Regions from separate parts of the Homo sapiens genome. Here region 2 is linked to region 1. The links are chromatin loops, found by intact Hi-C in ENCODE. Cell type or tissue: HepG2. All regions are shown on one strand. Links, peaks and the distances in the headings refer to the core of each region. The heading gives the core; the rest is flanking DNA. Region 1 overlaps RPS6KC1 (ribosomal protein S6 kinase C1). Region 2 has its middle 360 kb from the start of LINC00538.

The links. A loop is a pair of places that touch in the nucleus more often than their neighbours do. Peaks named below come from ENCODE experiments on the same cell type or tissue, not always from the same donor. Only the 100,000 strongest peaks of a DNase experiment are listed, where the experiment ranks them.
Region 2: it touches region 1 in a loop (6-fold over the local background); 6 of 110 quality-filtered maps call a loop at or near these places.

Annotation. Positions count from the first base shown.
Region 1 is chr1:213,243,402-213,246,201 of GRCh38, forward strand. All of the region lies in intron 12 of RPS6KC1 (ribosomal protein S6 kinase C1), which reads left to right. Among named protein-coding and RNA genes, the nearest start is that of RPS6KC1, 190 kb to the left of the region's middle. In HepG2, for the core only: a CTCF peak has its summit at 1,377 (motif pointing right); DNase peaks (open chromatin) are centred at 1,420 and 2,050.
Region 2 is chr1:213,567,880-213,570,679 of GRCh38, forward strand. It overlaps a transcript of RPS6KC1 not described here. Among named protein-coding and RNA genes, the nearest start is that of LINC00538, 360 kb to the right of the region's middle. In HepG2, for the core only: no CTCF peak of the experiment used is centred there; DNase peaks (open chromatin) are centred at 1,572 and 2,032.

The sequences.
Region 1 (2,800 bases), core at 181-2,680:
GAGCCCATGGTGCCTGGCACAATGGAGGTTTTAAAAATGCAATATGATTTTAGTGATGTGCCAACCTGGCATTTTATAACAAATTTTTATAGACAAAACAGTTTTATCTTGCCTTTACTGTATTGTCTTTATTTTTTAAAAATTAGAGATTTATTCTGTGGGTATTAGATCTTTTATTGACAATTATAGGTAGCATAAGCATATGAATTGCATTTGAGTTGGTTTTTCTCAGTCATCAGTGCAGATGGGGCTGTATTATGAATCCAAAGTTTGTTCACCTTTTGCTTACCATTTAGCCTCTTTGGATGGCCAGAGTCACTTCACCTGTTGCCCCATTGGCCTTCAAAGGAGTTTCAAGCTGATTTTTTTTTGATATAGTCTGCTTAGGTGTTGATCAATATAGTATTTAATACTTAACAGCTAACTAGTGTATTGATGCTAACCTTGTTTCTCTGCATAATGGGAAGTGATGATAATAAGGATTAAAAGAGCTAGATTGTTTCTAGTTACAACTTTCATTGTTAAGAATTATTTCTGCAGTAGAGAATACCAAAGTTTTCCAACCTATAAAATAAATATCCTAAAACGTTCCTGAAAGCAACTATTAGGGTTTTCTTTTCTTTCCTCCTTCTTCCTTCAAATTAAGACTGTTTGGTTTTTGTTTATTGTTAGAGACAATAGAGCACACTTACATTTTTTTTTCTCAAATAGATAATGTGATGTTATGTTTTGAAATCATGTTAGTAAATAGGATAAAAAATTGCATGTTGAATTCACTTTATTACAGTTACTCGATTAAAAAAAAAAACCAGATCCTCCCCACTTTCTAATTTGATAAGAAATAACATTTTAGGTTCCAGTGTACTTAGAAATATATTTGTTAATTATAATGAATTTGGAAGTTTTAGAATCAAACTTAATTTGGGAGTTTTTTTGAGTCAAGCCTGTTACATGCTAAAGTGAAGTACAGTGGGAACCATATAACAAAACAAAACCACACATTTATGGAATATTGTTTAATATTTGTAAGTAGTTTCTTATTTCTTATTTTTGTTGTTACTTTCTTTTTTTTCTCCTGGTTCCTAGTAAGTGTATATATTGTTACTTATTGGAAACTATCTGTAAATTTGTGCTTGAACATTCTAGCAGATTATTTTTCTTTATTCTCAAGCACAGTCATATTTACTTTAATATCCATAACATGTTGGTATCCTGAGAGTTTTAATATATGTGGAACAGAACCATATTACATTCATCAACAGATACACACTTTCAATTTCATATACTGAAATACCGAATTTAATACAGATCGGTTTCTAAGTTCTAATTTTTAAGCCTTGTCCCAGAAATTACAATTCTCTTAGTTGACCAGCAGGTGGCAGTCTACCATTAATGGATTTTGCTGTCCTCTTCCAGGTTGTCCTTCACTAGCATTTGAAAAAAGCTGTAGTCTGAAGAGGTGCTTTGTTGTCATTATTTGCATAAAAGAATTGTACTTCCAAGCTTTGTGAGTTGCAAAAGTGTTCTAGTGTTGTGGCATGCTTTGTGAACAATGTGGAAAGGCTTTCCATTCATTGGGCCTGTTAATTTTAGCAACCAGGTAAAACAAAACGAGTAATGGCCTTAACAGAAAAGTAATACCAGTGTTCTTATTAAGATGACCTTAAATCTAGAGAGTTATAGAACTTGGTTAAGTCTATGTGCTCGTACCCCTTACTTATAACTCAAGGGAAATTGGAGCAAAAATTTGTGAATTACTGTTTGCTCCAAAAGTTCATAGGCAGTGCTACTGATAAATCAAAACTACAGATAGGTTTTCCTCTCCTCAAAGGATGGAAGCAATGATAATATGTTAATATTTCAATACTTAAAAATACAAATCAGTAACTACATGGGTCATAGATTGTTTAACCACCTTTTGATCTACCCTTAGGAACACTAAAGGTTGAAGTAATTTCCTTTCATGTGATCCCCTCCCTCTTACTTCCCAAGTCTAACCTTAGTATTATTGTCCAAGTAACTCTAAAGCATGTTAAGCAGCTGATGTTTGGTTAGAAAGAAAAGTTGTCACAAGATTATGATGAGAGCAACTCACTTCTGTTTAAACAGTGTGCACCCTCTACCCTGCCACTTCACCTCCTGGGAATCCTTATCACATATTTGTCCTGAAAACATTATCCACCTGCCCTGTGCTTTATAATATCAGCAGTATATCTTTTTATCTTGTGGATGATGTGCCTTTATATTTTGAGAAAAATTTCCAGTAACAGATTTGATTTGCATGGACAGAAACTTGAGCAAATGCCAAACTAGCAGGGGGGCCATTATTCTGCTCTATAAATAAGTTTAAAAAAGAAAAAACACACACACAGAAACCTGTGAATCAACATGTTTTGGTCTAATTGAGGGGAAAAGCAAGACAGATAAATTTTGAAATGCAAATGATCACCTTCTGTTATTTAAGTATAGTTTCTGCCAACTTAGTGATCCTAGATTTTAAAAAGTCATAATTATTTCAACAATGTATACTCCCAAGGATGCCCAAGATTCACAAGTTTCTATAACAAAACTGAGAACTTTTAAAAAAGTTGCCACTTTTTTATATTAAAGAAAACAAATCCAACAACAAAAAGACAAAAACCATGGAGCTTTCTCTGGCTACATCTGTGAAAAAGCCAGCGCATAAATGGCTGCAGCTGCAGACCCATCAAGAGGGTCTTGAGAATACGAATTCACTGATCAAACCCAGCCCTGTTTTCAAAGTAGAAGCCATTCCTTTTAGGTTCACTTTGTATCCTTA
Region 2 (2,800 bases), core at 46-2,545, 320 kb after region 1:
ACTCTGCCTGGGTCAGTAATGTCAGTAACCTTGTCCTGTAATAACTTTATTTCTGGGTATGTCTTTGAGGAGCCTTTTGGATTTTTCCAGTTGCCTGTCAGGTCCAGCTTGCAGACTGGCTGGAAGAACAGCATTTGATGTCCCATATGGGACCACTCCCAAGTGACACTTTGATATCTGACAAGAACACTCAGCAGGAACATGAGACTCCTGTATCTCATGCTGAGTTTTGACTAAGTTTTACTTAAGTCACTTGCTGTTAATAATAAATCTGAAAAATGATGAGCCTTCTATTTGACTGTAAAGATAGAGCAACCAGCTGCCCTGGTTTGCCTAGGATAAGGTATTTCCTGGGACATGGGACTTTCAGTGCTAGAACTGGGAAAATTCTGGGCAAACTAGGATGTTATTTGCTCTACAGATCGCTCTGGGATGTCATTAACCAGATTAGTGCCAGTCTTTTCCATGGGAGGCTGGACTATCCTCTGGTTTCCAGATTTCCCCAGAGATGAAAGGAAGGGGGCTTAATGGTGAGAAGAGGAGTACCGAGGACAGAAGATTCAATTCAAGGACATATGGAATAAAGTAAAACTTTATCAGATATTTCCCAGCTGCTCCTAATTATACTCCAATAGAAGATGGAGCAGCTTAGCGGGGACAAAGAGTCAGACCAACAGGTAAGGGAACTACCATTTATAGAGAATGTTCTCCAGGGCTAGGTATTTGGTTAGATTCTTAGTCTGGCTCATACCATTTAACTGTAACTCTCTGCAGTAAACAATATCATGCCCATTTTAAAGAGGAGGACGCAAAAGCCCTGCAAGATTGTCACTTGCTCAGTGTTACATGTTAGCAAATAATGATGCCTGCATTCAAACCCAGATGGGCCTCACTCCAAAGCTGGGGCTTTTTCTCCTTGACTGTGGTAAGGGAACAGGGACTAGTGCTCTATATTCAAGTGCTGATTTAGGGAATTGTGAGTCAAGGAGAAAAGATGAGAGAGAGGCAGACTCTGCAAATTGTCACGGGCCTTGCCAACAACCATGAGCGGGAAGTAGCAGCCATGGCCACTGTTGCAGCAGCACCATCAGGCCTGAGAGATCCAGGGAAGTGGGAAGGAGAGCACAGAGTGCCCTCGACCAGCACCTAACTCCCTTCCCCCCTCCCCAGTGTACTTCCCACTGTAGCATTTGGGTGGAGTGGTCAGGGACCCTGGGCTTGGGGATAAAGTTTTCACTTCCCTTTGGCTGTGCTTTTCCTAGGTACTCAGGCAGGCAGTGCCAGCCATTTGATGCCCGGGTCTTTGCTCCTTGCTGTTGGGTGCCTTGCTGACTTGTCTGAGGTTGTGAGCTAAAACCTAGTGGGTCTTAGCTCTCCCTTAGGTCTGTCATGTTTCCGCTTGCTCATTTTCAGAAAAACAGCCTTCCTATTGCCTGTCTGTTGCATTGTAAATGTTGTTTCAATATTAAGCATTATTAGGGCATCCTTGCCTAACAAACACATCCTAAGGATCCAGTGATCAAGGCTGCTTTTAAAGGCCTCTCCTAATATTTACTTACCCAGCTTCCTTCTATACTCTTAGCTGTGTTTTTCTGAAACAGCTGCATCCAGAACAGAAGGCTCTTTTGTGTAAACTCATAAGTCACCTGTACTCATTTTGTGTATCCAGGGCTGTTATGCTCGGCAGCAAGCTATTTTTTTTTTCAATAGGAGTTGGTATTTGATATAATAGATTATTACATGTTCAGCATATAAATTACTAGGTCTTAGGAACAAGAAATGAGTAATTTTACCCTGAGGTAATATAACAGCTACTGTGGAGTCACTAAAATCAAGTAAATAGATCATTTGTGGTCAGGGCAGAAGCATGGAATTACTACCTGAATAGCATTCAGCCATCATTCCCTCACTTAATCATTCAACAAACAGGTATTGAGAAACTCGAGGTGAGTTTGAGACATTTTCTAAGTGTTGGGCAGGGCTACAAAGAAATCTAAGGCCTGCTGCCTCAAGGAGATCAAAGACTTCACCCAAATCCTTTCCATAGGAAGTTAATTGAAGTCATTGTGCTCTTTGATCGATAAATGTAAGAGCAAGGGAAGTGGCTCTCTTAGAAAGCAATTGGACTTGGAGCTAGGAATGCAAGGGGTAACCTGTACAGTTTTGCTTAGGAGGGCATGGAGTAAGGAAGAGAAGGTAACACTGTTCAAACGCTGGAGACTTTACCCAAGAAGGCTAGTTATGACGCAGACCTGGGAAGCCTGGGTGTGTAGGAAACTCAGCTCTGTCACTTATTATTTGAATGATTTGGGGCAAGTTACTAAACCTCATTGAGTTCTAGTTTTCTCATTTACCAAAAGGGATACTCATAGTATTTATCTCAGGGTTATTGTAAAGATTAAGTGAGATTGTGTATGTGAAATGCCTGGCACACAGTAATCGCTCAAAAAAGGAAAGAGTTGGGTGTCACTGACCAAAGGGAGCATTCCACCCTGATAAGAAGACCAAAGCTCTGAGGGTCTAATTCTGCCCTTGTTACGGACCCACGTCCCAACTGAAAAAGAGACCCATTTCCTCATGGTTCCTGAAGAAGCATCCCCTTTTGCAGGAGAGTTGTAGCAATCATGGCATTCTGTGTCCAGGATAGAAGAACATGTGCTACCAGTTTTTTTAATGCCCCCTACGAAACACTTCATTCTTTGCCAGTGAAGAACTTTTCATTTCCTCTATAATTGAAACAGGACCTCTGGGTCATTGGGTGAGTCTCATCTGGCTTGTGAGTCACCCAGGGCAGTTGTCC